Regions from separate parts of the Homo sapiens genome. Here region 2 is linked to region 1. A link is an interaction called in ENCODE POLR2A ChIA-PET data of the cell type or tissue named here. Cell type or tissue: PC-3. All regions are shown on one strand. Links, peaks and the distances in the headings refer to the core of each region. The heading gives the core; the rest is flanking DNA. Region 1 overlaps SCAPER (S-phase cyclin A associated protein in the ER). Region 2 overlaps ETFA (electron transfer flavoprotein subunit alpha).

Region 1 (15,478 bases), core at 4,436-9,435:
GTAAAGAGAAAACAATGGTTTTCAAATCTCAGGGCAGGAGCTCAATTGCTGTAATTGGTTGAGGCTCATTGGGTCCCCCTTAAGGTGCTGACTCCTTAGCAGAACTAATAGGATCAGCATAATAATGAGTGATTATAAATTGAAACCAACATGGGCTGTTAACTTAATCAGTAATCATTTACAGTATTCCTAACTGTGCTAGGCACTATGGCAACAAAGCCAGGAAGCAGTGGACCCACAGTAAAAGAGTTTGCAATCCTTACAACTACACTGAAGAGAGGAACTTATAAAACCTGGATAATTCTGATTGGTTGGAAAAGACTTGTGAATTCAAGAATATTTGTATACAAAAACAAGTTTGATGTTATATATATTTGTGTTTTTCATTTTCACATCCATAGATGACAATAACAAAATGTGTTCTAGCCAAAGTTCTGGAAACCTGTGTCATGAAAAGATAAGAATGATTTGTGATTTAGTCTATTTATTATGTGGCTATAAATGAGTGCTTTTCAAGTGTTTAAGGGTGCTTGAAAACCATTTGTTCAAGCAAAGGTAAATGTTAACTCTGCCCGCCTGCCTATTCATTCATTGAACAAATATTTATGTAGCACTTGCTCTGTGCCAGGCCCTGTGCTAGGATTGGGAGAAAGCAGTAATGGCTAAGACATCAATTTTGTCTAAGGACTCTGTAAGCTTGTAGGGGGAAAAAGATGCCTATACAACTATCTACAGTACAAGACAGAGAGTGATCAAGAGGACAGAAGATAACAAAAGCACTTAACATGCTGCCTGGTACATAGTAAATGCTTCATAAATGTTGGCCACTATTATCACCATTGTCATTGATGGAGTTCAGAGGAGGGAGAAATGACGGTTACTTGTCTGTGGGGATTAGCTGTTTTTTAGAGCAGCTAAAATTTAACATGGCCCTTGAAAGATGGAAAAGATTAGAACATGTAGAGTTGAGAAAAAGGTGGACCAAGAAAATAGCATAAGCAAAGACATAAAGGAGAAAAATACAAAGAATAGAGTACCTTAACTGAACTTTGAGATATATATGGTGGTATTTTAATGCTTGCAGATCCTTATGAGGCTCAAATGAGATCGTAAATATAAAAAGACTTTGTGAACTACATAAAATAATTTGCTGAGATGTGGTAACGGCAATAGCGTCATTAAAACCTTTTTACTAGAGGAAATGGATAAGTTTTGAGACACATGCAACCTACCAAGATTCAAACATGAAGAAATCCAAAACCAAAACAGACCATTAGCAAGTGATGAGATTGAAGCTATAATAAAAGTCTCCTGACCGGGCGCGGTGGCTCACACCTGTAATCCCAGCACTTTGGGAGGCCAAGGCGGGCGGATCACCTGAGGTCAGGAGTTCAAGACCAGCCTCAACATGTAGAAACCCCGTCTCTACTAAAAATACAAAATTATCTGGGCGTGGTGGTGCATGCCTATAATCCCAGCTACTGGGGAGGCTGAGGCAGGAGAATTGCTTGAACCTGGGAGGTGGAGGTTGCGGTGAGCCAAGATCACGCCACTGCACTCCAGCCTGGGCAACAAGAGTGAAACTCCGTCTCAAAAAAAAAAAAAAAAAAAAAAAGTCTGCCAATAAAGAAAAGCCCAGGACCAGAGGGCTTCACTGATGAATTCTACCAAACATTTAAAGAACAACTAATACTAATCCTACTCAAACTATTCCAAAAAATAGAGGAGGAGGGAATGCTTCCAAACTCTTTCTACAAGGCCAGTATTTATTACTCTGATGTCAAAATCAGAGAAACATGGAAAAAAGAAAACTAAAGACCAGTATCCCTGATGAATATTAATGCAGAAATCCTCAACAAAATACTAGCAAACCAAATTCAGCAAAAAAGATCATTCATTATGATCAAGTGGGATTTATCCCAGGAATGTCAGGATGGTTCATCATATGCAAATTAGTCAGTGTGATACATCATTATCAACAGAATGAAGGACAAAAACTAAATGATCATTTCAGGACATGCTGAAAAAGCATTTGATGAAATTCAACATCACTTCATGATTTAAAAAAAAAAAAAAAAAAAACTCTCAAAAAATTGGGTTGAGAAGAAACATACCTCAACAGAATAAAAGCCATGTATGACAGACCCACAGCTAGTATCATACTGAATGAGGAAAAATGGAAAGCCTTTCCTCTAAGATCTGGAACACAACAAGGATGACCACTTTCACCACTGTTACTCAACATCATACTAGAAATCCTAGCTAGAGCAATCAGACAGAAGAAAGAAAAGGCATCTGAATCAGAAAGGAAGAAGTCAAATTATCCTTTTTTACAGATGATATGATCTCATATTTGGAAAAACCTAAAGACTCCATCAAAAAGCTATTAGAACCGATAAACCAATTCAGTAAAGTTGCAGGATACAAAATCAATGTCCAGAAATCAGTAGCATTTCTATATGCCAACAACAAACAATCTTGAAATCAAAAAAAGTAATCCCATTTACAAGAGCCACAAATAAAGTTAAATATGTAGAAATTAACCAAAGAAGTGAAAGATTTCTACAATGAAAACTATAAAACATTGATGAAAGAAATTAAAGAAGACATAATAAATAGAAAACTGTTTCATGTTCATGGATTGGAAGCAGCAATATTGTTAAAAATGTCCATACTACCCTAAGCAATCGTCAGAGTCCATGCAATCCTTATCAAAACATTGATGACATTCTTCACAGAAGTAGAAAAAACAATCCTAAAATGTATATAGAATCACAAAAGACCCAGAATAGCCAAAGCTATCCTAAGGGAAAAGAACAAAACTGGAAGAATCACATTACTTGACTTTATAATACAAAGCTGTAATAATCAAAACAGCATGGTACTGGCATAAAAACAGACACATGGACCAATGGAGCAGAATAGAGAACCCAGAAACAAATTCATCTACAGTGAACTCATTTTTGACAAAGGTGCCAAGAGCATAAATTAGGGAAGAGTCTCTTCAATAAATGATGCTGGGAAAACTGGATATCCATATGCAGAAGAATGAAACTAGACCCCTGTCTCTCACCATATACAGAAATCGAAATGGATTAAAGACTTTAAGACCTCAAAACTATGAAACTACTACAAGAAAACATTGGGGAAACTCTTAAGGACATTGTACTGGGCAAAAATTTCTTGAATAGTACCCTGCAAGCACAGGCAACCGAAGCAAAAATGGATAAATGGGATCACATCAAGTTAAGCTCCTGCACAGCAAAGGAAACAATCAATCAAGTGAAGAGACAATCCACAGAAGAGAGAAAATATTTGCAAAGTACCCATCTGACAAGGGATTAACAACTAGAATATATAAGAATTCAAACAACTCTATAGGAAAAACTCTAATAATCCAATTTTTAAATGGGCGAAAGATCTGAAGAGACATTTCTCAAAAGAAGACATACAAATGGCAAACAGGCATATGAAAAGGTGCTCAACATCATTGATCATCAGAGAAATGCAAATCAAAACTACAAAGAGATATCATCTCATCCCAGTTAAAATGTCTTTTATCTAAAAGACATTCAATAACAAATGCTGGCAAGGATGTGGAGAAAAGGGAACCCTCATACGCTGTTGGTGGGAATGCAAATTAATACAACCACTATGGAGAACAGTTTGGAAATTCCTACAAAAACTAAAAATAGAGCTACCATACAATCCAGCAATCCCACTGCTGGGTATATACCCAAAAGAAAGGAAATCAGTATATCAAAGAGATATCCACACTCCCATGTTTGTTGCAGCACTGTTCCCAATAGCCAAGATTTGAAAGCAGCCTAAGTGTCCATCAGGAGATGAATGGATATAGAAAATGTACTCATACACACAATGGAGTCCTATTCAGCCATAAAAAAGAATGAGATCCTCTCATTTGCAACAACATGGATGAAATTCGAGGTCATTGTGTTAAGTAAAATAAACTAGGCACAGAGAGATAAACATCACATGTTCTCACTTATTTGTGGGATCTAAAAATCAAAACAAACTCATGGAGATGGAGAGTAGAAGGATGGGTGCCACAGGCTGGGAAGGGTAGTGGGTGGGTGGGAGAGAGCTGGGGATGGTTAATGGGTACAAAAAAATAAAAGCGTTAGAATGAATAAGACTAAATATTTGATATCACAACAGGGTGACTATAGTCAGTAATAATTTAATTGTACATTTTAAAATAACTAAAAGAATATAATTGGATAGTTTGTAACACAAAGGATAAATGCTTGAGGAGACAGATAACCCCATTTTCCGTGATGTGATTATTACTCATTGCATGCTCGTATCAAAATATCTCAGGTATCCCATAAATATGTATACCTACTGTGTACCCACAAAAATTTTAAAAACATAAAATGAATTTTTAAAGCCTTTGAGCAAGGAAGTGACCTGCTAAGAACCATATTTGGGAGCACTGGTCAAGTGTCGTGTGAAGAATGTATTAGAAGGTGGAAAGTGCAAGGGGCATTAACAGTTGTCCAGGTAAGAGACGAAAGGAATGGAAAGAAGAATGTTTTGAAAAACCCTCCCATAGACACTCTTTTTGTGTATGGTATCACCAGTCTCTCAGGCATCAAGCTCCAAACCTCATCATCTCTAATCTCTCCTCCTGATACCCCAGATCTAATCTACTGCCACATTCTGTTGATTGAAAGGAAACTTAAAGTCCCCTATCTGGTCTTCCAGTCAGGTTTGAATCTTTTCAGTAAGCCTCTCTGTCTCTGTTGAACACCTCCAGTGACAGGAAATTCGTTACTTAACTAAGGGGAGCTTGAGTTGTTGTTGCTTAAACCATCTCTCCTTATACCAAGCTGAAATCTGTCTCCCTAGTGCTACCTATTAGTATAAGGCCTACTTGCTCCTTGGCAACATGCAGACTAATATGAACCTACTCTTCTTCCTGAACTCCCCTGGTCTCACGGTACCTCATATTTTCCTTTGCTTTTCTTCTTGTTACGGTTACAATAACTGCAACAAATTACCCTAAAATTTAGTGGCATAAAACAACCATCTATTAATCTCACAGATTCTGTGGGTCAGGAATTCTTTTAAGGTACGGAGAGGATGGGTTATCTTTGTTCCACAATGTCTGGGGCCTCAGAAGACTTGAAGGCTGGTGGTTGGAATCATCTGAGTGCTTATTCACACATCTGTGGTAGATGCTGGCTGTCAGCCAGGGGTCTTTCCATGTGGGGTCTCTGCATAGGCTTAATTGGCTTCCTCACAGCATGGTGGCTGTGTTCCAAGAACAAGCATCCTGGCAGTGAGAGAGCAGCTAGAAACCATATCACCTTTTATGACTCAGCCTCAGAAATCACACAGCATCACTTGCACTACATTCTATTCACCAAGGCAGTCATGAAGTTCCATCCAGCTTCAAAAAAAGGAGAAATAGACTTTGCCTCTTCCTGGGGAGGATGAAGGTTCTAGAAGAGCATAGGGGACCAGAAATGTTGCTGTGGTTATACTTGAAAAATATAGCCTGCTACTTTCCACCCTACCCTAAAGATAAATGAGTTCCCAGTCTCCTGTTCTCAGCTGCCTTCTATTCTCTCTGCAGTCTCTTATTTGATACTGTCAGCCCATTCCTAAATATTTTGTTGTCATTAGCTACTGTCTTTGGACAAAGGGTTTGTTGGTATTGGGAGATAGGCAATGAAGTGAATGTAACAGGACTAGGCAAGTGGAACTAAAAGAAGTAACATTTGTTAAGCACCTTTGATACACCCTGAGCTGAGTATTTCATGTGGGCTATCTCCCTACAAGCATTCAAGAGTCCTGCTCACGCTGTCAAAGGAGTTAAAACAGCCACTAGACTAATAAGGAGGAGTGACTGTCCTTATCCTTCAGATCTAGAGAATGGGAAGAATACAGAAGCAGGAACTTCTGGGGTGTCTCTGTACTCACAATGGCAAAGTGCTAATAGAGGGACTTCCGAAAGATCCATCCCAGCTGACATAAAGCCCTAGTTACTTGAAGGAATGGAAAGATGACAACTTCATTGGTACAGTTCACATGAGTGCTCACTATGTGCTAGGCAGAAAGGGAACTGGCTGGGCCCCAGCTCGTAGGGCCAAAGTTTAGGACAGTCTCCACTGACTTACCATTCTCACAGGGGACAAGGGATGATGGCCTCAACATGCAGGGTTTAGAGGAGCAGAATGTGTCCAGGATACATTTGCAGCCAGATTCTCACTGGCTCTAGGAGACTGAGAAGGCAGGATCTCAAGAGGAAAACTGTGTGTAATATTATGTTGAAGAGCAAAGGTTAGGAAGTCAGAAAGATGTGGGCTCAGTTTCAGCTTTCTCAGTTCTGTGACCTGTGGCAGCGTGCAGAAGAGTGATCACGGCTTACTGCAGCCTCAATCCTCCAGGCTCAATCTATCCTCCAACCTCAGCTTCCCAAGTAGCTGAGACTACAGGGATGCACTGCTGCGTTCCACTAATTCTCTGATTTTGCTTTGTGTGTGTGTGTGTGTAGACGAGCTCTCCCTATGTTGCCCAGGCTGGTGTCGAACTCCTGGGCTCAAGTGATCTTCCTGCATCAGCCTCCCAGAGTGTTGGGATTGCAGGCGTGAGCCACCATGCCTAGCCCTGGTTCTTTAGGTTTTCAAAGCCTGTTGTTCACATATGAAAATGAATGTGTTACTTCTTCCCTCACAGGGTTGGACATGACAGGAGTAAATGGGGGCTAACATCTGTCACTCTTACTTCTTGTCTAAGATGCTATTTTTTACATATTCTTGTATTCATTATAACACATTTTGTTCCAAAAACTTGAGATAGCTTATAGAAGTATATATATGTTATTTTTTTAATTAAAAATTAAAAGGAGATAGGCAGGAAAGGTAAATCAAGCCACAGCAAGTAAGGTTAAGGCCCAAACCATATTCATAACAAGGCCATGATAGACATTTCCTCCTGGAATTCCTACTGGCAATTTCTACCAGGAACTTATATTTAATATGTTAGATCCTGAGCTCATTGGCTTTCACCCAAAGTTGGCTGTCCCTCCTGACTGCCTTATTCTGCTCATGATTCCAGCAATCTGAGTAGATTTTAAGACCCAAAGCCTTAGTCATCTTTGACTTTTCTTTCCCAGAATCCAATCCAGTCCTATTTGATTCCATCAAAGGGATGTTTTCCTCTGAAATATGAGATGGAACATACCATTTATGCCACTTACTTGGTATTTGTCAACGTGCAGTTCATTATTTCTCTTTCCTTGTATACATGGTTTGTGTCTAGAGTTAAAAGTATTTACCTAGAGAAAGAAGCTAAATATCCTAGCAGCTTCCCGTCAGGCACATAGCACCTGAAACAAAACAAAATAAGAACTTGAGAAACAGCTGTTCATTGGTAGAGCTAGCAAATACTAGTGAACGATCATTGGCCTATGTCGGAATCCCATTTCCTGGGCCTATTCTATACATAAGAAGAAGGACTGCCCACATCTCATGTTCTTCTTTCTCTGAGTTAGGAAATAGGCATCCAAGGCCTTCATTCCTTTGGCATGCCTTGCTAAGATCAGTTCTCCCTTTCTTCCTTCTATTTCTTTGGCAAATATTTACTCATACCTATTTACTGAGTATGTGCTATGTCCCAGACCTTGTCAAGGTACTGGGGATCGATTGATGAACAAGATACCACTCTGATGAAATTTACAGTCTAATGGGGAAAAAACAATCAACCAATATACAAATAAGATTATTTTAGCTAGTGACATGAGAAAATAAAGCCTGGTAATATAGCCGAATGTCTTGGTCAAGGGCTTCTGCAGACGAAGTGGTCAGGAACGGCCTCTCTGGGGAGATGACAAGCTAAGACGGAACCAGGCATGTAAAGACCCAAGCAAAGGGTATTCTAGTTGAGAAGAATGGCAAGACCTTGAAGTGGATGTTCCAGAAACAGAGAAAGTGATATATTGGAATGTGAAGAGCCAGAAAGAAAGTGGTAGAAGTTGAAGTCAATAAGTAAAGGCCAGGAGATGAGGACAGAAAGGTGAGAAATCTGAATTCTGCTCTTAAGTGTGAGTGGAAGCCACTGGAGGATTTTAAACAGGAGAGTGGCTTAAAAAGTAAAAAAGCATCTGTTTACTCTGTGAAAAATGGATTAGAGAAGCAAGAGTGGAAGCCAGAAAGATCATTTAGGAGGGTACTGGAATCTTAATGCAGCACCTGATATGACAGTTTTTTCCTCCCAGTTACCCTCCCAGCAGAAGCAATTACCTTTACTTGGCAACACAACATAGCCTCTGGCAGAGCTCCTTCAGCCCAACTTCCAAACTGTAAAGAGAGCCCCAAAGTATCAACTAGCCAAACCAGTGTGTCAGCACAGGGTCCTTTGCTGTTTACAGTATGAGAAAACTGAAGCTAGAGAGGTCAAAAGTGTCCCATCTGAGAGGCAGTACTGGACAACAGCCCCAGCCTGCAGTTCCAAGATCTAGGAGCATATCTTGTTGTCAGTCACCCAGAGCTGCCTGCCTTCTCACCTCATAGGCTCCTCACTGCCCCTTCATCCATTCACCCTTCGTTTTCCTAAGATTGTCCTGAGCCTGTCACCTCTTTACTCTTCCACTTTGTTGTGTCTCCATTCAGACCTTTGCCAGGGTCCAGAGTTTCTTCTTCTTAGTGGCCTTGTCCTTTACCTTCCATTCTTATTGGTGTCCTCTGGTCTTGCTCTTTCTTCAGCCTCTTCCAGGTTGTTGATCCCAAACAGCAAGACTGTCCATTCCGTTTTCATCATCTGTTACTTCTCCTTTCAGGAAGGTTCCCTTCTCAAGAGTTCCTCTTTAGCCAGGCACAGTGGCTCACGGCTGCAATCCCAATACTTTGAGAGGTGAGGTAGGAGGATCACTTGAGGCTAGGAGTTTGAGACCACCCTGGGCAACATAGCAAGACCTCATCTTACAAAAAATTAAAAACTTAACCAGGTGTAGTAGCATATGCCTGTAGTCCCAGCTACTTGGGAGGCTGACATGGGAGGATTGCTTGAGCCTACGAGTTCAAGGTTACAGTGAGCTACAATTGTGCCACCACACTGCAGCCTGGGCAACAGAGCAAGACCCTGCCTCAAAAGAAAAAAAAAAGGTTCCTCTTTGAGTTCACCTGAAACTCATCATCAGGTAACTGGAAATTCTCCCAGGTATCTGAGCCTGTCCTACCTAATGTTCTCACTTTTTAATTTTCCCTTTATTTTTACTGTTCTTTTTCTTCTTTTTTTTTTTTTTTTTGAGACGGAGTCTTACTCTGTCGGCCAGGCTAGAGTGCAGTGGCGCATCTCCACTCCTGCAGCCTCCACCGCCTGGGTTCACGCCATTCTCCTGCCTTAGCCCCCCATGTAGCTGGGACTACAGGCGCCCGCCACCACGCCCAGCTAATTTTTTGTATTTCTTTTTTAGTAAAGATGGGGTTTCACCGTGTTAGCCAGGATGGTCTCGATCACCTGACCTCGTGATCTGCCCGCCTCGGCCTCCCAAAGTGCTGGGATTACAGGTGTGAGCCACCGCGCCCGGCCTTTTTTTTTTTTTTTTTTTTTTTTTTTTTTTGAGACGGAGTCTTGCTTTGTTTCCCAGGCTACAGTGCAGTAATGCAAACTCGGCTCACTGCAACCTCCACCTCCCGGGTTCAAAACATTCTCCTGCCTCAGCCTCCCTAGTAGCTGGGATTACAGGCACATGCCACCATGCCTGGCTAATTTTCGTATTTTTAGTAGAGACAGGGTTTCACCATGTTGGCCAGGCTGGTGTTGAACTCCTGACCTCAGGTGATCCGCCCACCTCAGCCTCCCAAAGTTCTGGGATTACAGGCATGAGCCACTATGCCTGGCCTATTTTTACTGTTCTCTAACCAAATGTCCTGACTGTCTTAGATTGCTTACACATACATACGTTCCACCTTGACTTTTCTTTTACCCTCAGCTCTCCATTAAGTCATCCCCATTTTCTTCAACAGAGCTCCAAATTAGATTTGCATTAAACAAGCTATTGTCCACATCTTACTATATAAATAACATAAAAGGTCAGAGAGGGAGGGTGTGCTGTATGTGTGTGTGTCTGTGACAGAGACTGACTGTAATTTTTTTTTTTTGAGATGGAGTCTCACTCTGTCGCCAGGCTAGAGTGCAGTGTCGTGATCTCAGCTCACTGCAACCTCCACCTCCTGGGTTCAAGCCATTCTCCTGCCTCAGCCTCCCGAGTAGCTGGGATTACAGGCGTGTGCCACCACACCCAGCTAATTTTTTTGTGTTTTTAGTAGAGACAGGGTTTCACCATGTTGGCCAGGATGGTCTCAATCTCCTGACCTCATGATCCGCCCACCTCAGCCTCCCAAAGTGTTGGGATTACAGACGTGAGCCACCACGCCCAGCCGACTGACTGTAATTTTCAAAGTAGATTTACATCTGTTGTAACATCCCAGAATTGAACAGAATCTTAGACATCATCCAGGCTCATGCCCAGCTGAGTCTTAAATGCCCTCTGCTACTACAGTGGATGTGACCTTCCACCTCTTCCAGGATGAAGAAGAAGTCATACCACACCAAACGGCCCACTTCACTTTTAGATGTTCTCATTATTAGAATTTTTTTTTTCAGAGATAGGATCTCACTGTGTTACCCAGGCTGGAGTGCAGTGAGGCGATGATAGCTCACTGCAGCCTTGAACTCCTAGGCTCCAGTGATGCTCCTGCCTCAGCCTCCTAAGCAGCTGGGACTATAGGCGTGTACCACCACACCTAGCCCTAGAAAATTTTCCATAGATTTATTTCATATATGCTTTCTAGTAACGTGTCTCCCGTGGGGTCATAAATAAATACTTCTTCAGTTTGAAGACAGCCTTTGTGTCCTTCAGTTCTGAGCTAAACTTCCCAATTCCTTCAAATATTCCTTGGGTGACATTATTTCCAGACACTTTTACCACAGGGATCACTTTACTTGGGAACTTTGATACCTCTGTGTGCTGAATTAGCGCTGCACCCAGTGCTGGACACAGTACTTCCAGAATAGTCATACAGTGCACTGGAGCAGAACTAAACCTTCCTTGTTGTGTACATTGTACTCCTGTTAGTCAAAATTGACTTATATTCTTTGGTGATCAAGCAGTGCTGTTTTCTCATTTGAACTGGTAGGCACCTAATTTGCTAAGTCTTTTTTCCCACTTATTGTTGACAAACTGTATTCCATTCCCTGTTACTTACCCTCTTCCCATCTTAAGCGTGTGGAATTAGTTTTTATGATCTAAAAATAAGACTTAAGTCATTTGTGTATATTTTCTCCTGTTTTTAGTCCTCATGTTTATTTGTAGGTAAACTTTGTTATTGATTACTTTCTCCTCCTTGAAGCTATCTTTGCTTTGCTTCTAGGGCACCATACTCTCCTGGTTTCCTTCTTACCCTACTGGTGACTATTTTTTAGTTTCCTTTGCTGGTTTCTTTTCATCTCTCCTGGTTCTAAACTTTGGGGTATCCCAAGGATCAATCCTCAGACTCTAGACTCACTAGAATAAGTTTCTAGTTTTAAATACCATCTCTGTGTTGATGGCTTCCAAATATCTCAAGCCGAGACTCCTCCTCTGAATTTGGGCTTGTGTATTTATTCAGCCATTCAACACATATGTATTGAATAGCTACTGTATATGAGACACTGTTCTAAGCCCTGGAGATATACCTGTGAAACAAAAGAGACAAAAATCCCTATGCTTGGGAAGCTTATTTCACACAACTTCCAATCCACTGTCTCCACTGTGATGTATAATAGGCATCTCACATTTAACCAGTTCAAAACTGAATTCCTGGTTTTCCTCCTGAGACATGCGCTCTTCACTTTCTTCCCCATTTCTGTAAATGGCAACCACAGTCTTCCAGTTACTCAAGCAAAGAGCATTGAGCCATTTTTCACTCCTCTTTCTCACACCCACATCCAATTTATCAGGAAATCTGTTGGCTTGCCCGTCTGAATATTTTCAGAATCCAATCACTTCCCACATCCATGGCTACCATCCTGATTCATATACCATTATTTCTCACTTGGATGATTAAAGCAGCCTCCTAGTTGGTCTTCCTGCTTCTGCCTTGGCTGTTCTAAAGAGTTTTCAACCCAGTAGCTGTAGTGCTCATTGTTCAAATGAAGTCAGAGTATATCACTTCTGTGCTCAAAACCTTACAATGGCTTCCCATGTCACTCAGTAAAAGTTTTATAATGGTTTCCAAGACTCTACCTGATCTTCTCTGCTCCCTCCCTGACCTCATGTCCTATTACTCTTCCACTTACTCAACCCGCTCTAGCCACACTGGCCTTCTTGCTGTTTGTTGAACTTGTCATGCACGCTCCTGGCTCCAAGCCTTGGGATCTTCTGCTCTTTTACCTGAAACACCCTTCCCCCAGGTGTCCACATGGCTTTCTTCCTCACTTTCTGTAGAATTTTGCTTAAATAATGCCTTAGAAATGGCTTCCCCAACCACCCTATGTAAAGTAGCTTCACACACATTCCTACTTCTTCATTTCCTAGCCATGTCCCTTGCTCCTCTGTCACACCATACGTTACATATTATATATTTGTTCGTTTATATCTTCCTGCACTAAAATGTAAGCTTTATGAGAAAAAGGTCATAGATTTTACTGCTGAACTCCAGGTCCTAGAATAGGGCTTGCCACATAGTTGGCCATCAGTGAATATTTGTTGAATGAATGAATCATGAATGACTAGGTTCTCTGGAGTAGGCATAATAAAGTTCCTACAATAGTATCTATATTTGAATCTCCAGAACCTGTGAATATTACCTTGCTTGGCTTAAGGGATCTTGCAGATACAATTAAGTTAAGGATCTTGAGATGGTGAGATTATTCTGGATAATTCAGGGTAATCACAATGTAATTACAAGGGTCCTTATAAATAAAGACGGGAGGCAAGAAAGTCAGCGTTAGAAAGAGATTTGAAGATGCTCTGTTGCTGGCTTTGAAGCTGCAATAAGGGGCCATAAGCCAAGGAATTCAGGCATATTCTAGAAGGTGGAAAAGCCAAGGAAACAGATTCTTCCCTGGATCCTCCAAAAGGAACACAGCTCTTGTGACACCTTGATTTTAGCCTAGTGAGATCTGTTTTGAATTTCTGGCTTTCAGAACTGTAAAATATTAAATGTTTTATTGTTTGAGCCACTAGCCTGTGGTAATTATTCCAGCAGCAATAGGAAACTGATACACCCACCAGCCCCTATTAGACTGTAATGCCTCTAGAACAGGGGCTTGGTCTTCCTTAACCTTGCACATCACAGGTGCTCAGAGTTCCCAGAGCACAGGTACTTTGGCTTTTTAGACAGAATACCTGACAGAACATCATGCCTGTTTGTGCTCACCTTAAACCCTGATGAATGATGTTGTCACTGGATACAGTTTGGCTTTCTCAGAATATCCCAGGACATAATATCCAAAAACTGGGATACTGCTGAGAAATAATTTACCTCTCCTTGAACAGTAAAATTCTCATCCATCATTGGGGGAGACAATGACTTAGTCTCACCCACTCCAACACTATGCAGATCTTTGAGTGCAGGTCTGTGGGTTTAAGGGCTAAAATGGGATGTTCTCACAAGATCCCTCAGGGATTCCAAAATGAAGCCAAACTCCAAGAAGCTAAGAGAACAATCTAGAAGATCACCTGCACTGAAGATCAGAGTGGATGTTACCAAGCTGGAAATCTGGGGACCATGGAAATCAGGGCAAACAAACAGAAGAAAAGGGATTATAGAGTCTGGAACTGTCACAGCTGCTTTTTTAGGCCAACTAAGGCCCAGTGTATAAGTGGTTTATGAAGATGGAATGGATGGCACTTCATGCCCACACAAATCATGCTGTTTTTGCCCAGCTGTACTCTCCTTTAAGGTAAAGTAGGTTTGTCAGGCATTGTGCAGTATTGATGAAAAACCAATTTTAGTTTTTCCTAATTGAATCTAGCTTTTGATAAACAGAAATGAATATCTCACTAAGATCTCTAGTCCTGGAGACCTAACAAAAACACCTTAAAATCTGGTAAAATTACAAATATCTCAGAATGTACTATACAAAATTTCAGATCTTATTTTTCACATCTTCTATGTATTTTTTGAAGAAAACTTCATTACACATGCCTGATATGAATAAGGCCTTTTACTTTTTTCTTATAAACATTTAGGCTTAAAGTGATTATAACTGACAGTTAAGACCAACAGAAGCCAGTGGCCTGTTCATGGACAAATTATCTGTACTTCAAGCTAAATCAAAAGTAAACATTCTCTATGGTCCCTTCATGTCTACATTAGTCCTGTGGAAGCCAAATGGGACAGTCAAACCCTCCCCTTGCCCCCATATATTCTGTGGGCTCTCTTCAACATGAATGGTCTTTTCCATGAAGCACTATCTTATGCATTTTGAACCATTTCCACATCTAAGTTCTTAAATGCTTATTTAGCAGATTTTCCTCAATTACCGTTTTCATTTCATTAGGATAATATTTGCAAAAGACTGGGCTGTATTGTTTTATAATCCATCAGATGAGTGTTTTCCTAAATAATGGTGCAGGAGAGGAGATGTTCTGATAACCTTCACTTTTTTTAAAAAAAAGATTTTTTACACATATTCTTCGGAAGAGGAAATAGCAGTGAATTCTTGTCACTTAATAAATGCTAGAAAGACTAAGTATTATAAGATGTTTTAAGTGAAAAAGCTATATTCCTGAATATCTGTATTAGAATATGCTGATAATCAGTTTAAAAGCAACACAAGAGTAAAGGGAAAGTCACCATTCTGAATCACAGAGCAGTAAAACTGTTGTCACCAGCAGTGATGTCACTCATCCTCAAGGTTCTGAAAACCTATTAGAAATTAGCTTTAGGGAGAAATATCTTCTGACTTGTCACTGGTTCTAAAAGGCAATCAGTGTTAAACAAACACAGGCCCCTTTTTGGAACCTATATAATAAACTCAGACACATTAATCTCTACTCACGTCTCTAGTCAGGGTCTGACCCCTAACTCTTTTGGCTTTAATGGAAGGAAGTAAGGGCCAGCTGACATTAGCTAACAGAAGTTTGTGTAAAGGTTCAGATATACCTATAAGCAAATAAATATCATTTCTTAAACTTTTGTTTTTATTGAGTACTATGAGACAAAAATATCTCCCCTCGACAATACAAGATTGCATTATAGTCTCTGTATATCTTAACAGTATTTACTTAATCACAAAATTTGACTTAGAAGAAGACATTGAGAGAAAAGAGGAGGTCAGCCTCCGTTTGACCTGGATATTTTGGTCCATGGACAAAGCACTGACCCTAAACAGTCAAAAGCCCTGGGTGATATCCCTGCTTTTGCCACTAAAAATTTGTATGACCTAAAACACTTCACCTTATTTCTCTAGGTCTCACTTGCTTCATGTGCACAATGACAGGATGAATAACTTCTCTACC
Region 2 (15,478 bases), core at 338-5,337, 100 kb after region 1:
TGATACAGCCACAATGTGTGATGTGTGATGGCTAAGCTATCTATTTGTATGTCTGTATTAGCCACAGTATATGATGGCTAAGCTATCTTTTTGGTTTCCCTGTTTTTGGATATATAGGAATTTGTGATTTGTTGTTTGTTTTGCTGTGATTTAAAATAATTATTGTAATATTACTTTAAAAAGACTTTGATACTTTATACTACTTTGAGAAAAATCAAAATAGAAATCGTCTTCTGTACTCAGTTACAATCCTAACCTGTCATGTTCTAATTTTAAAGAAAACAACCAGTACCTGTATGAAGAGATCGTTTAATAGAGTTCGGTTTTATACCATTTTATTCAGCTACTTGTCATAAACAGCAAGTTATTCTTCTGTATAATGCCAGCCGTTTTGCCAGTAAAAACAAGATAGTTTCAATGGGAAAATTCTGCCCCATTTTCTATCCCATGCTGCTATGCAGCTACATTGCAATTAACTGAGTTTCTTAATTGGAAATTCTCTTAAAGTTTGAGAAGCTAAATGCAGCTGCATCCATAATAAAGGGCCTCTGTAGTACAAATGGTATGCCGGTGAACACTTGGTTTAGCAGAGAATGTATTCTTGCACTGCATCCTTTCTTCAGTGAATATTGTTGCAAGCTAACAGTTCATATGAGGGTGGCACAAGGCACAGCCTTTTAATCCTACTCATCAGTGAATCAATGAATCAGTTTGGAGGTAAACAAGGAGACAGAAGACGATAGTATGACTGATATGACTTAGCTAAAGTGGAAACCAGCCATGAGGTAATAAAGATACTTAAAAAGGGGAAATCTAATTGCCTTCTGAATATAGAAAATCTGAATCATCAAAAAGCTTTCTCAGAACCCCATTCTAATTCCAAACAGGAAAAATGAAGAATTAAAATAGGAAATATTTTGCTTTGTCATAGATAAATATGTGTATGTGGGCAGGAACTCAGTGGTTGACAATGGGATGTTACTAGAGAACTTCATTTTCACCATTTCCAGGACATTGAACTTACACTTGGATTGAACCAAAAGTAAAAAGCACAATTTATAACAAAATTTGAATAAAGAGCCATGTTGATTTTGGTTTGTCAATTAGCACTTTTCTTTTTCAAGGCAGGAATTTTTGTTGAAATGCTTGGTAGTTGGACAGTGTAAGGTCAGTCAGTAGTAAGATCTATTGGCATTAGATTTTCTTTGTTAAGGAATGTATTTTAATATTTTAATTCTTTGTTTGTTTGAGATGGAGTTTCACTCTTTCGCCCAGTCTGGAGTGAAGTGGTGTGATCTTGGCTCACTGTAACCTCCGCCTCCTGGGTTCAAGCCATTCTCTTGCCTCAGTCTCCCAAGTAGCTGGGATTACAGGTGCCCGCCACCATGCCTAGCTAATTTTTGTATTTTTAGTAGAGATGGGGTTTCACCATGTTGGCCAGGCTGGTCTTGAACTCTTGACTCCGGTGATCTGCCTGCCTCAGCCTCTCAGAGTGCTGGGATTACAGGCTTGAGCCACTGCGCCCGGCCGGAATATATTTTAATTCTTAACTGGCCCTTTTGCTAATAAGAATAATTTTTACAGTTGGCCATTAAGATTTTATGATCTGTTGATATTTATAGTGGTGGCTTTATTTGTATATTTCTGATAGATGGATAATTAGGAACTTATCTTTTAATCATAGGTGGCACAAGATCTCTGTAAAGTAGCAGGCATAGCAAAAGTTCTGGTGGCTCAGCATGATGTGTACAAAGGCCTACTTCCAGGTGAGGTTTTCCAGTAGAAAAAAATGTAGTGTCTAAATTACGCTTGAATATATGAATATGAAAGTATTTCAAAATATTTTTTTATCAAATGTGTTTAATTCTCAGAGGAACTGACACCATTGATTTTGGCAACTCAGAAGCAGTTCAATTACACACACATCTGTGCTGGAGCATCTGCCTTCGGAAAGGTGAGAAGGTTGAGAATGTGGAATCTGATATCACTGCTTGAAAGGGTTAGATTTCATTGTGCTGAAAGTATGCAACAGACTGTTTATGTAGCCAATCTGGATTTATCTGAATTGATGTGGTAGTTTTGCTAAAATTTATTCTTTCAAGATTTTGTCATAATTTTCCGTTAAAACTACCATTTCCAGGTTTTCAAATTATGTTGTGGAGAAAACTCTAATTAGGCTATTATTTTAAAATTTTCTGCATGTAAAAGTAATGCTGAATTCTGCTTGCATGTGAGAGAGAGAGTGAACGAGCAAGAGTCATTTCTATTAGTAGCCCATTTTAAGAGATGGTTTATTTGGATGGCTGATGGATATCTAGAAAAGCCAAATTTTATCTACGTAGGGAATTTGGAAAGGGCTTGTGGTGGTTGAAGACATCCTTAAGGTAAAGAAAGCTGTAATCTGATCATGTGCATTGTGATGTGTCTGAAGAATGAGTGTGTTATAAGATGGATAGCAGTCTACATAAAGTTAAAAATGGAGGGAGGAGTGTAATGGGAGCTTAAGACAAGGAATTCGTCAGTGGATTTTTCTTGCTCTCTCTCTGTGGCCGTGGGTGTTATCTTAGCTCTCTTTTCTTTTGTTCCATTCTTAATAAGGTGTCATTTTTAGTCTTTATTTTTACTTTCTTTTTTTTGAGATGGAGTCTCACTGTCGCCCAGGTTGGAGTGCAGTGGCGCCATCTCGGCTCACTGCAGGCTCCGCCCCCCGGGGTTCACGCCATTCTCCTGCCTCAGCCTCCCGAGTAGCTGGGACTACAGGCGCCCGCCAGCTCGCCCGGCTAATTTTTTGTATTTTTAGTAGAGACGGGGTTTCACTGTGTTAGCCAGGATGGTCTTGATCTCCTGACCTCGTGATCCGCCCGCCTCGGCCCCCCAAAGTACTGGGATTACAGGCGTGAGCCACCGCGCCTGGCCTACTTTTTTTTTTTTTTTTTTTCGAGATGGAGTCTTACTTTCCTCGCCCAGGCTGGAGTGCAGCAGCACAATCTCAGCTCACTGCAACCTCTACCTCCTGGGTTCAAGCCATTCTCCTGCCTCAGCCTCCCGTGTGTAGCTGGGATTATAGGTGCGTGCCACCACACCTGGCTAATTTTTGTATGTTTAGTAGAGACAGGGTTTCGCCGTGTTGACCAGGCTGGTCTCGAACTCCTGACCTCAGGTGATCTGCCTGCTTCAGCCTAGCTCTGTTGCCCAGACTGGAGTGCAGTGGCACGATTGTAGCTCAACATACCCTCCAACTTGTGGGCTCAAACGATCCTCCTATCCTAGCCTTCTGAGTAGCTAGGACTACAGGTACATGCCACCATGCCCAGCTAATTTTCAAATTTTTTGTATCGATGTAGTCTCCCTATGTTGTGCGGGCTTGTCTTAAACTCCTGGCCTCAAGTCATCCTCTCATTTCAGCCTCCCAAAGTGCTAGGATTACAGACATAAGTCACTGTGCTTAGCCTATTTTCACTTTTAAAAATTGTAAAATAAGTTGTACACAAATACATCCTTATTAGGAAGACTGCGTGTAGTACAGCAGTGTGCAGAGCAAGGTGTCAAAGTCCTGCTTTCTTATTCCCAACTCACCCTCCCCTCTTTAGAAGTATAGCTGTTAACAATTGTACATTCTTTTAGGCCTCCTTCTATGGATTTTTAAATTACAGTACATGTACAGCTATATATTTTTTACTTCTAAAATGGGATAATATGGCATGAATTGTTTTGTGAATAGTAGCTTTTACTTAAGAGTATGACTTGGGCAGGGTGCGGTGGCTGACGCCTGTAATCCCAGCACTTTGGGAGGATTGTCTGAGCCCAGGAGTTGTAGCCCAGCCTGGGCAATACAGTGAGATCTCATCTCTACAAAAAAATGAAAAAAAAAAATTAGCTGAGTGTGGTGGTGCATGCCTGTGGTCCCAGCTACTTGGGAGGCTGAAGTGGGAGAATTGCTTGAGCCTGGAAGGTTGAGGCTGCAATGAGCTGAGATTACACTGCTGCACTCCAGCCTGTGCTCCAGGGTGACAGAGCAACACCCTGTCTCAAAAAAAAAAAAAAAAAAAAAGAGTAGCGACTTTGGCTCATAATGTTTCTCTTTTTTTATGGCTGCATAAGATTCCATGTTTAGCTAAGGACAGTTAACTTGGTTCCAGTTTTTTGCATTTATATACTTTACTGCAAGAAAACATGGTCATGCATGTATCTGTGTAAACATGGGCTGGAATTTATTTACAATAGAGTTCTAGAGGTGAAATCACTGAGTCAAATGCTATGTAGTTTAAAAATTTTGATACCTATTACTTAATTGTCAACACTTGGTAGTATACATTTTAACATTTTTTCCTCCAGTCTGATGGGTGAAATAATCTTTGTGGACCGTTCTGTCTCTGAGAGTTTTGATTATATATTGGATGATTTAAATAATTTCATGAGCCTTGAGTTTCCTTCTATGATGACAGTTCACCTAACAGAGTGTTAGACCATGAAAGGGTGTTTGTCATTAGCTAGATTTTAGTACTCTGGCCATGATTGCTATGTTGTAACAGATGGGAGTTTTGAGAATAAGGGTCACATAATAGTAGCTGGTCGTGCGGCCTGTAAATGGGTTTGGAATGAGAAACGTCTATCAGAAGAAGCCAAACAATTTGCTGTATGATAGTCCTTCACCAGCTGTGGTTTTGAGATAACACACTTTTATACTTGTCTGCTAGAATTTTAAAATATGTCATTTTTTATGCACAAAAAGAACTCAATTATTGCTTCTTCTTCCCAGAAACCATGCAGGCAGCTTGTTGGATGGGATATATTTTTAATAGGATAGATATCTGTGTACCATCCACCCTCATGATGTTTAGATAGAAGACCAGATCCAGGAAAACATACTTTTAAGTACCATGGTAAAATTTCTTGAAGATATGTTAAACAAGGGATAATGAAAATACAAAAGACATTAAATTTTGAGCAATTTAGAAAGTTCTAAAACTTTTAAAAGAGGCAAAGTCTGTATAACATAAAATTTGTAAGATAATCTGTTCAGCCAAGTAACTATTCCAGTAATAATTCCTGAACAGTTAAAGAAGGTGGTTCAGGAGGAGGATTACTTACTGAAGCTAGCTTTAAATACTGACAAATCTGGTTTTTAAACCAGATTAAGTAGGTGCTTCAGAATGGGCATGGTGGCTCATGTCTGTAATCCCAGCACTTTGGGGTGCCAAGGCAGGAGGATCAGCTGAGGCCAGGAATTCGAGACCAGCCTGGACAACAACGCAAGACCCCGCTTCTACAGAAAAAAACAAAACATAAACCAAAAAATGAGCTGGACGCAGTAGCGTGCGCCTGTAGTCCCAGCTACTCAGGAGGCCAAGGCAGAATAATCTCTTGAGCCCAGGAGTTCAAGGTTACAGTGAGCTATGATCACACCACTGCAAGTTCAGCCTGGGTAACAGAATGAGACCCTGTTTCCAAAAAAAAAAAAAAAGAAGAAGAAGAAGAAGAATTAACTGAGACTTGGGGAACTGTGACTTTCCCAAGGATTCCTGCTGCTGAGGACAAAGTTAGCACATGCATCTATTTCAGTACAAGCACAAGAACACACCTTTATTTTATTTTTGTTGCTTTTTAAATATGTACTACACAGGCTGTTCTTCAGGTTAGTGTTATTCTTTTCCTTTTTTTTTTTTTTCTTTTGAGGCAGAGTCTCGCTCTGTCACCAAGGCTGGAGTGTGGTGGTACTATCTCAGCTCACTGCAACCTCCGCCTCCCAGGTTCAAGCAATTCTCATTCTCATGCCTCAGCCTCCTGAGTAGCTGGGACTACAGGCATACACCACCATCCCCGGCTAATTTTTTGTATTTTTAGTAGAGATGGTGTTTCACCATGTTGGCCACATTGGTCTCAAACTCCTGGCCTCAGGTGATCCTCAGCCTCCCAAAGTGCTGGGATTACAGGTGTCAGCCACTGTACCTGGCCTTACTCTTTTTTTTATACAATATCAATTTAAACAAAAGGTGAAATGTCTGCTGTGAATTTTTTTCTTTTATATACATTAAGTAAATGTATACAAGCATAATCTTTTTCAGTATTTGAGAATTTTACCACCCTTCTAAATTTGTTCTATCTTTTCTTATCTAAATTCAATAATCCACAACTGTCACACTTGGTAATTGATGTTTATTAAATTTCATATCTCATAGTTCAATATATTGCATTAAGGTGGCTTAATACTGTAAAACTCATGAAACTCTTAATGTAGTTAGAGTAATGGTAAGTACTCAATCTCAAAGGCTATTTAAAAAGCTGTGCTTGAAGTTGTGTATCCAAAGGTGCACACGAAATATAAAATATTTGAATTAAAATTTCTACAGAATATGCATTTAGAATATGTCATTACTGATCATTTATAGTCTTCCATCACTATGTATGTGTGTTAACTCACTGCTTATTTTGCTTTTAGAACCTTTTGCCCAGAGTAGCAGCCAAACTTGAGGTTGCCCCGATTTCTGACATCATTGCAATCAAGTCACCTGACACATTTGTGAGAACTATTTATGCAGGTGAGTACTCAAGGAAGATAATTAATCAACATGTTAAATTTTAGTGAAAAGCATAAATTAATCTTGAAGATAGAATTTTAAATCAAACCATACAATTGCTTTAAGTGGACCATCTTAAAGGTTTCTGAGGAAAATTTTAGTCTAGAATTGCTGGTGGCCCTTGACATGGCATTCTCTCTGATGGATCGCAAACACAGAGATTTCCTGCCTGTTTATTCAGTTTGCAGGGTGATATTTTCCTAGTGATCAATAAAAATTAGATTCACAATTTAATATATTTTGTAAGTGGTACCTGGAAAAGCAAAACTTAAAAAAAAATAGTATTCTCAATCTTTGCTGCTTCTACTTCATTTCCATAGGCATTAAGAAATTCATTTTAGCCAGCTGCAGTGGCTCGTGCCTATAATCCCAGCACTTTGGCAGGCTGAGGTGGGAGGATTACTTGAACTCAGGAGTTTGAGGCTATCCTGGGCAACATAATAAGACCCTATCTCAAAAATAAATAAATAAAATAAATTAGCTAGGCATGTTGGCATATGCCTGTAGTCACAGATACTTGGGAGGCTGAGGTGGGAGGATTGCTTGAGCCAGAAGGTCGAGGCTATGGTGAGTTGTGATCATGCCACAGCACTCCAGCCTGGGCAACAGAGCAAGACCCTGTCTCAAGAAAAAGAAAAGAAATTCATTTCAGTGTCTCTTCAGTTGATTTTTTGCTTAGCACACTGGTCTCTAGTGGGGTCGGAGAAGGCAGTGAACTCTTCGTTTTTTGCCTGATTAAAGTTGTGTATTCCAGTATGAATGGCTAATTCTGAAATTAGACTTTTCATCTTCCATAATGTTTGAGGGAAAATATTTTGTCATGGTTTAGGTTACTGTTAATGTGATAGCTAATCCAGAGTGTCTCAAATCCTCTTAAAATCTTAGCACATTCATACCTGTTCTTTATGACCTATTGTGTTTTCAAGATATTCCTCCTTTAGCATGCACAGTAGCTACATTCTTCCTAAGTTGTTGCAGCTCATAGTTTTGAGTTACTGATTGTATTGTTTTTGGAGAAGGAAGCTTTGTTCATATTCCTTTTAGAGGTGTAGTGTACCTTCTTAGTGTGGATGCCTGTTCGAGTTTCTTCCTTCTAGGTGTGGTAGTACCTGTCCTGCTTTTAAAGACATCCAGGGTTATACAGATATCTGCTGATATGTTTCTTCACCGTTATGGTTCATTTTTTCCTATACTTAATAGAGTTAGAAGACAACTGGTCAATAGTTATTTCTTGCCTTGTCTGTGAAGTAAATTCCAAGCATCAAAGGAGTGCTAGTTTTGTTGCCTTTTGCTGTTGCTTTTAAGAAATAGATTGTATGTTTCAGGAAATGCTCTATGTACAGTGAAGTGTGATGAGAAAGTGAAAGTGTTTTCTGTCCGTGGAACATCCTTTGATGCTGCAGCAACAAGTGGCGGTAGTGCCAGTTCAGAAAAGGGTGAGTGTTCATTTGGAGTTTTTTTGTTTTGTTTCTTACTTTTTTAATTCATAGACTGTATTATAATAAGAGATGACCTCTGCCTACATTTCTAATGAATAGTATTTGAAAGTTCAATTTAAATGATATTCCCAAGCTTATACAAAAATAATAAATATGTATAACTTACATCTTTTTCACATTATCTTTGGTACTAGGATAGTTGCTTTGGTAGATCAAGGGAGTGGGAGACAGAGGATCTATTAAGATTAAGCTTTTTTACTCTTGTCACTGTTTCCTATTATATTTGGGTGATTCAGTATAACAGAAGAATGTAATAGGAAACGTGTGGAGGGTGTCACACTTTAACATATATAGTGTCTTATTTGAACCTCATAGAAAGAAAGTTATTCTATATTCAGACTCAGAGAATTGAATGATTTCTGGAGTCATACAGCTAATGTGGCAAAGGCTGGAATCTAGTCTCCTTAAGTCTTTCCATTATCAGAGAGAATTAATTAGGAGCACTGAAAATTCACAGTAATTAACTTAAATTTCGTGGAATTATATACTTGTGTGTTTCTCTTGAAAATAATTCTTGTTATAGAACTTGAAATCATAGTCATTGTTTTATTATGTATTAATGTATGCAGCATCAAGTACTTCACCAGTGGAAATATCAGAGTGGCTTGACCAGAAATTAACAAAAAGTGATCGACCAGAGCTAACAGGTGCCAAAGTGGTGGTATCTGGTGGTAAGTGAAATATTAATCTTAAAAGATGTAAATTGAAAATACTTTGATTTTTTTTTTTATTTTTAGTATTTATTTTAGAAGTACACAGATCTTTTTCAAATGTAAGAAGTTGGGAAGTTTGGGATATTATTCCCATTTAACCAATTAGGAAAATGAAATTATGAGCATAATACACAGTTTGGGGTTTCTGTTGCACACCTAGTCACTGGCACCAGGGGGAGCATGGTATAAATCTTATCTGCATAACTTTGCCACTTGGTGCCATCTTATTGATGGACTTCCATGAATTCTGCAGAGTATGGTTGGCTTCTCAATTATAGATAGAACTGGCTTGAATTTCAGGGCCATCTTGTGTATAATTCCTACCCTTCTTTCCACTTGGAAAGATTTCCAGAGTTGTCCATGTCTTTGTGTATAACTCTTTAAAAAGTTTCTTAACATTTAATATCAAAACTGTTAATATTGCATAAGACATGCTTATTTTTATACATCATGCTCCTTGTCTTTAAAAACAATGATTTTTTTATGGCCCACTGACTAACTTTTTGAAAAAATAAGGACTGTTATGCTTTTTAAATCCTTGCAATTAAACATCCAACAAAATAAGCTTTCAGACAGCCTTCTATTGCAAGTATCATTGAGAAAAAAAAATTAATATTTTGAAGTGATATATCTGACTTGTTTTTCGTTTTCTTTTTTTCTTTTTGAGATGGAGTTTCGCTCTTGTTGCCTAGGCTGGAGTGCAATGGCACAATCTCTGCTCACCGCCACCTCCACCTCCCAGGTTCAAGCGATTCTCCTGCCTCAGCCTCCCGAGTAGCTGGGATTACAGGCATGTGCCACTACGCCCAGCGCGGTGACTCACACCTGTAATTCCAGCACTTTGGGAAGCCGAGGCGGGTGGATCACCCGAGGTCAAGTGTTCGAGACCAGCCTGGCCAACATAGTGAAACCCCGTCTCTATTAAAAATACAAAAAATTAGCTGGGCATGGTGGTGGATGCCAGTAGTCCCAGCTACTCAGGAGGGTGAGGCAGGAGAATTGCTTGAACCTGGGAGGCAGAGGTTGCAGTGAGCCGAGATCGCACCATTGCATTTCAGCCTGGGCAACAAGAGTGAAACTCCTCCTAAAAAATAAATAAATAAATAAATAAAAATAATAATTTTGTATTTTTAGTAGAGACGGAGGTTCTGCATGTTGGTCAGGCTGGTCTCGAAATCCTGACCTCAGGTGATCCGCCCACTTCAGCCTCCCAAAGTGTTGGGATTACAGGTGTGAGCCACCGAGCTGGGCCCTGACTTGTTTATTCACTTATTTATTCAAGAAATGTATATTGGTTATCTGTTCTATGACAGGCTTATTGCCAAGTGCTGGAGAAACAGATGAAAAGGCAGAATGTTCTTCCTCTCGAGGAGTTTAAAGTCCTTGAGATGACTCCCATTCAAATAATAACTTTATTCAGTCATTCAGAGAAATTTATTGAGCATCTATTATATGTAGAGTTTTGCTAAATATTGCAGATATGGCAGTGACCAAGATAGATATAGATCCTGAAATTAAAGAGTTTTTATTCTAGTGGGAAAAAAACTCATATTAATTACACAATTAGTTAACTAGGTAATCATAGTAGTGTTGAATGCTTTATAGAAGTATAGGAGTGTCAGAGGCCAGAAAAGGTTTATAGAGGAGGTGACATGCTTAATATGGCAGTTACATAATATGAAAATTTACTCCAGTATATAAAATAGCAAAATTGTTCCAGAATGTATTTGATGTTTGCCTAATTTTTTTTTTTCATCTTTTTAAATGAGGTCGAGGCTTGAAGAGTGGAGAGAACTTTAAGTTGTTATATGACTTGGCAGATCAACTACATGCTGCAGGTAAAGTTATTTTCCTTAGTAGAAAGATATTCCCTTTTTGTTGGAAATATTTTTTCTTCATTATTTCATTTTTGTGTAAGTCTTTCAGCCCTACAAATTATTTTACTTTTCCGGATTTTTCAGTTTTTCTCTCTGAACCAGTTTTTCTTAAGCCTCCAAGTAAATGGTATATAGCATTCAGTGAGGAGAAGGCCTCCTAGTATCTCTTACCTTTGCCTAATCTTAGTAGGTTTTCTTTTTTCTTCACTTTAAAAATAATGAAATGGGCCAGGCGCAGTGACACACACCTGTAATCCTAGCACTTTAGGTTGCTGAGGCAGGAGGACTGCTTGAGCCCAGGAATTTGAGACCAGCCCTAGCAATGTAGTGAGACCCCATCTCTACAAAACGTTTAAAAATTAGCCAGGCATATTGGTGTGTGCTTGTAGTCCCAGGTACTCAGGAGGCTGAGGTGGGAGGATTGCTTGAGCTTGAGAGGTGGAGGCGACAGTGCACTGTGGTCGTGCCACTGCATTCCAGTCTGGGCAACAGAGTGAGACCCTGTCTCAAAAATAATAAAAGACAAAATAATGAAATGTTAGTTTCAGTGCCTACTTCAGATTCAGGAATACCCTGGTTTTTCATCTTTTTTTTGGTGGTCTTAATATAACTCTTATACAAATAGAAATACATTTAAAGTTTTTAAGTTTGTAGTTAAAAATATAGAATTGTAGTTAACCATTTATAGGTAAGGTAGAACCTATTGCTAAAAGTACATTGATGAGAAGGGAGTGATGTTTTTTGAAAAACCAAAAAAATTTAAGCCAGGCACAGTAGCATGTGTCTGTAATCCCAGTTACTTGGGAGGCTGAGTTAGGAGGATTGCTTGAACCTAGGAATTTGAGACCAGCCTAGGCAACCTAATTGAGACCCTGTTTTGAAAAAAAATCTTTTTAAAGACATTTGATTATTTTTGAATTACACAATCACTACAATGAATATATATTAAAATGTCCCAATTCTGTCATCTCACCCTCCTTTTAAGACTTTAACATATAACTTTCGAGGGTTTTCCTGTAACTTTCTGTGGTTTTCCTGTGCGAAATTTCTATTACATAACACGTGTACCCATAGAAACAGTAATAGTTTTGTCAGAATAAAGGCATTATATTGACACTGTATAATCAGATGGTAGTATTTCAGGGTTTATTTTCATTCCTTCTTTCTTTGAACAAGTATTTATCAAGTGTCTGCCATATTCCAGGTACTATTTTAGGTGCTATTAGTTTATTTTGGCTACAGTAATAAGTTACTACAAACTTGGTGGCTTAAAGCAACAAAGTTTTTCTCTCACAGCTTTGGAGGCCAGAGATGTGTTGAAGTGTTAGCAGGGGCCATACTCCCTCTGGGGGCTCTAGGAGATAATCTGTTATTTTCCTCTTCCAGCTTCTGGTGGCTACTCTGATATCCCTGGGCTTGTGGCCACATCACTACAACCTCTGCCTCTGTCTTCATATCATCTTCTCTGTGGGACTGCATTCAGTCTCCTTCTGTGTCCCTCTTATAAGGATACATGGCAGGCGTGGTGGCTCATACCTGTAATGCCAGCACTTTGGGAGGCCAGGGTGGGCGGATCACCTGAGGTCCGGAGTTTGAGACTAGCCTGGCCAACGTGGTGAAACCCCATCTGTACCAAAAATATAAAAATTAGTTTGATGTGGTGGTGCACACCTGTAATCCCAGCTACTTGTGAGGCTGAGGCAGGAGAATTCCTTGAACCTAGAAGGCGGAGGTTGCAGTAAGCTGAGACTGTGCCACTGTACTCCAGCCTGGGTAACAGAGTGAGATGCCGTCTGGAAAAAAAAAAAAAAAAAAAAAAAGGATACGTGTAATGGCATTTAGGGCCCATGTAGATAATCCAGGATAAACTCCCTCTCAAGATCCTTAGCTTTATATATATCTGCTGCCACGTAGGTAATATTCACAGGTTCTGGGTATTAGGATGTGAATATATCATTGGAGGGGCCATTTTCTTGCCTACTACAGACACTTAACACCATAGATTAGTAAATAATATAATATGGGCCAGGCGTGGTGGCTTACGCCTGTAATCACCTGAGGTCAGGAGTTTGAGACCAGCCTGGCCAACATGGGGAAACCCCGTCTCTACTAAAAAATACAAAAATTAGCTGGGCGCAGTGATACGTGCCTATAGTCCCAGCTACTTGGGAGGCTAAGGCAGGAGAAACGCTTGAACCTGGGAGGCAGAGGTTGCAGTGAGCAGAAATCATGTCACTGCACCCTAGCCTGGGCAACAGGGCGAGACTCTGTCTCAAAAAAAAAAAAAAATGTTAGAGAGTCGTAAGTGTTAGGGAGACTAATAGGATGGGTTATGGGGGGTGGAGAATTGAAGGGAAAGATTGAAGTTTAAAATAAGATAGCCAGATTTGGCCTTAATGAGAAAGAGACATCTGGCTGGGTGTGGTGGCTCATGCCTGGAATCCCAGCACTTTGGGAGGCCAAGGCGGGCGGATCACTTGAGGCCAGGAGTTCAAGACCAGTCTGGCCCACGTGGTGAAACCCCGCCTCTACTAAAAATATAAAAATTAGCTAGGTGGGCGGATTTCTTGAGGCCAGGAATTCAAGACCAGCCTGGCCGACATGGTGAAACCCCACCTCTACTAAAAATACAAAAATTAGATGGGTATGGTGGCACGTACCTGTAGTCCTAGCTACTCAGGAGGCTGAGGCGGCAGGATCACTTGAACCATGAGGTGGAGGTTGCAGTGAGCTAAGATTGTGCCACTGTACTCCGGCCTGGGTGACAGAGACACTGTCTGAAAAAAAAAAAAAAAAAAAAGACATCTGAACAAAGGTTTGAAGGAGGTGAGGAAGCGACCCATGAGGAGATCTGAGGGAGAGTGTTCCAGACCAGAGCAACTAGTAAAGTGCACAGAGCCTGTCTAACGCAGGAACACATCTGGCCTATTTGACGAATAGGAAGGAGGCCAGTGTTGGAATGGAAAGTGCAAAAGAGAAAGTAGCAAGAGATAAAATTGGGAGGCAACACAAGACCAGATCACATAGGGCCTTATAGGACATTGTAGAGATTGCTCTTTCTCTGAATGAAATGGGGAACCATTTCAAGGTTTGAGCAGAAGAATGACATGATCTAACACATTTTTAAAGGATCACTTTGGCTGCAGTTTTGTGAATAAGCTGTAGGGGGTAAGTATAGTAATGGGGAGATCAATTAGCAGGCTATATCAGTCGTCTAGGTGGGAGATACTCATAGTTTGGACCAGGGTAGTTGCAGTTGATGTGGGGAGAAATTGTCAGTTTTGAGATATATATTTGAAGGTAGAGCCATCAGGATTTCCCGACAGATTGGATGTGGATTATGAGAGAAAGTATTTTTCCTGGCGAGTGGTAGGATGGAGTTACAGTTAGCTGAGATAAGGAATATCTCGAGTGAAGCAGTTTCCAGGGAGAGATCAGGAGTTCAGTTTTGGGCATATTAACCTTTGAGATGTCTAATAACAGACATCTGAGTAGACATGTCAGTTAAGCAGTTGGTATAGGAATGTGAAGTTCCATGGAGAAGTTTGGGCTAGAGGTACATATTTGAGAATCAGTTCATTTGGATGATATTGAAAGCCATGAGACTGGATGAAATTACCAAGGGAGGGAGTGTAGATAAAAAAAGAGGTCCCAGGCCAGGTGCAGTGGTGTGAGCCTGTAGTCCCTGCTACTCTGGAGGCTGAGGCAGGAGGATCTCTTGAGCCCAGGAGTTTGAGGCTGTATTGTGTTATGATTGTGCCTGTGAATAGCTACTGCATTACAGCCTGGGCAACAGAATGAGACTTTGTCTCTTAAGGAAAAAAAAAAAAAACTCAGGACTAAGCCATAAACCCTGTATGATTGAGAGCTAAGAGAGAAAAGGAGAAAGAAGACCAAAAAGGAGTGATAAGTTAGGCTAGATAACCAGGGCAGAGGCTATGTTTTGGAACCCAAGTGGAGTGTTTCATTGAGGGGGGAAAAAATTGATCAACTATGACACACACTGCTAACAGGTCAAGGACGGTGAGGACTGAAGATTGACTATTGGATTTAACCACTTAGACATCGTTGGCCACTGAGCAGTTTCAGTGGAGTGATGGAAGCAAAAGTCTGATTAGAGTGGGTTTAAAAGAACAATTCTGGCCAGGTGCAGTGACTCGCACCTGTAATCCCAACACTTTGGGAGGCCAAAGTGGGAGGATTGCTTAAGCCTAGGAGTTTGAGACCAGCCTGGGCAACACGGCAAAACCCCGTCTCTACAAACAATATCAGAATTAGCCAGGCATGGTGGTGTGCACCTGTGGTCCCAGCTGCTTGGGAGGCTGAGGCAGGAGAAATCACTTAAGCCCAGGAGGTTAAGGCTGCAGTGAGCTGTAATTATGCCACTGCACTCCAGCCTGGGTGACAGAACAAGACCCTCTCTAAAAAAATAAATAATAAAAGGCATAGGTAGTGGTTACATGGTTGTCTTCACTGTATGATAATGCTCTTGAGCAGCACATTTGTCTTTTTCTGTGTGTAGGTTATATTTTAATGAAAAGGTTTTTAGAGATAGAATGGGAGGGCTGGAGTTGGAGACAGTGAATACAGATAACTTTTTGAGGGATTTTGCTATATAGGGAAGCAGGGAAATGGATGGTAGCTAGAAGAGGAGTCTGGCCAACAGGGGGACTTCATAAAGCTGGGACAGGTAATAACATGCTTCTATGCTGATGGGAATGCTCCAGTAGAGAGGGAAAAGTAGTCATATTTTTTCTCTTCACTTTTTCCCCTTCCCTTCACATACTTTTTCACTTCACTCAAGGACGTCA

The links. ChIA-PET counts read pairs that join two places held together with the same protein. Peaks named below come from ENCODE experiments on the same cell type or tissue, not always from the same donor. Only the 100,000 strongest peaks of a DNase experiment are listed, where the experiment ranks them.
Region 2: POLR2A ChIA-PET joins it to region 1 with 7 read pairs; 1 of 35 experiments calls an interaction of 5 or more read pairs at or near these places.

Annotation. Positions count from the first base shown.
Region 1 is chr15:76,383,612-76,399,089 of GRCh38, reverse strand. All of the region lies in intron 27 of SCAPER (S-phase cyclin A associated protein in the ER), which reads left to right. Among named protein-coding and RNA genes, the nearest start is that of ISL2, 55 kb to the right of the region's middle. In PC-3, for the core only: no CTCF peak of the experiment used is centred there; a DNase peak (open chromatin) is centred at 7,519; H3K27ac peaks cover 1,602 bases.
Region 2 is chr15:76,278,907-76,294,384 of GRCh38, reverse strand. It overlaps ETFA (electron transfer flavoprotein subunit alpha), which reads left to right. Exons shown (of 12, transcript NM_000126.4): 3 at 1,685-1,766; 4 at 1,872-1,954; 5 at 6,440-6,539; 6 at 7,904-8,014; 7 at 8,647-8,748; 8 at 10,560-10,628. Among named protein-coding and RNA genes, the nearest start is that of ETFA, 25 kb to the left of the region's middle. In PC-3, for the core only: no CTCF peak of the experiment used is centred there; a DNase peak (open chromatin) is centred at 724; H3K27ac peaks cover 517 bases.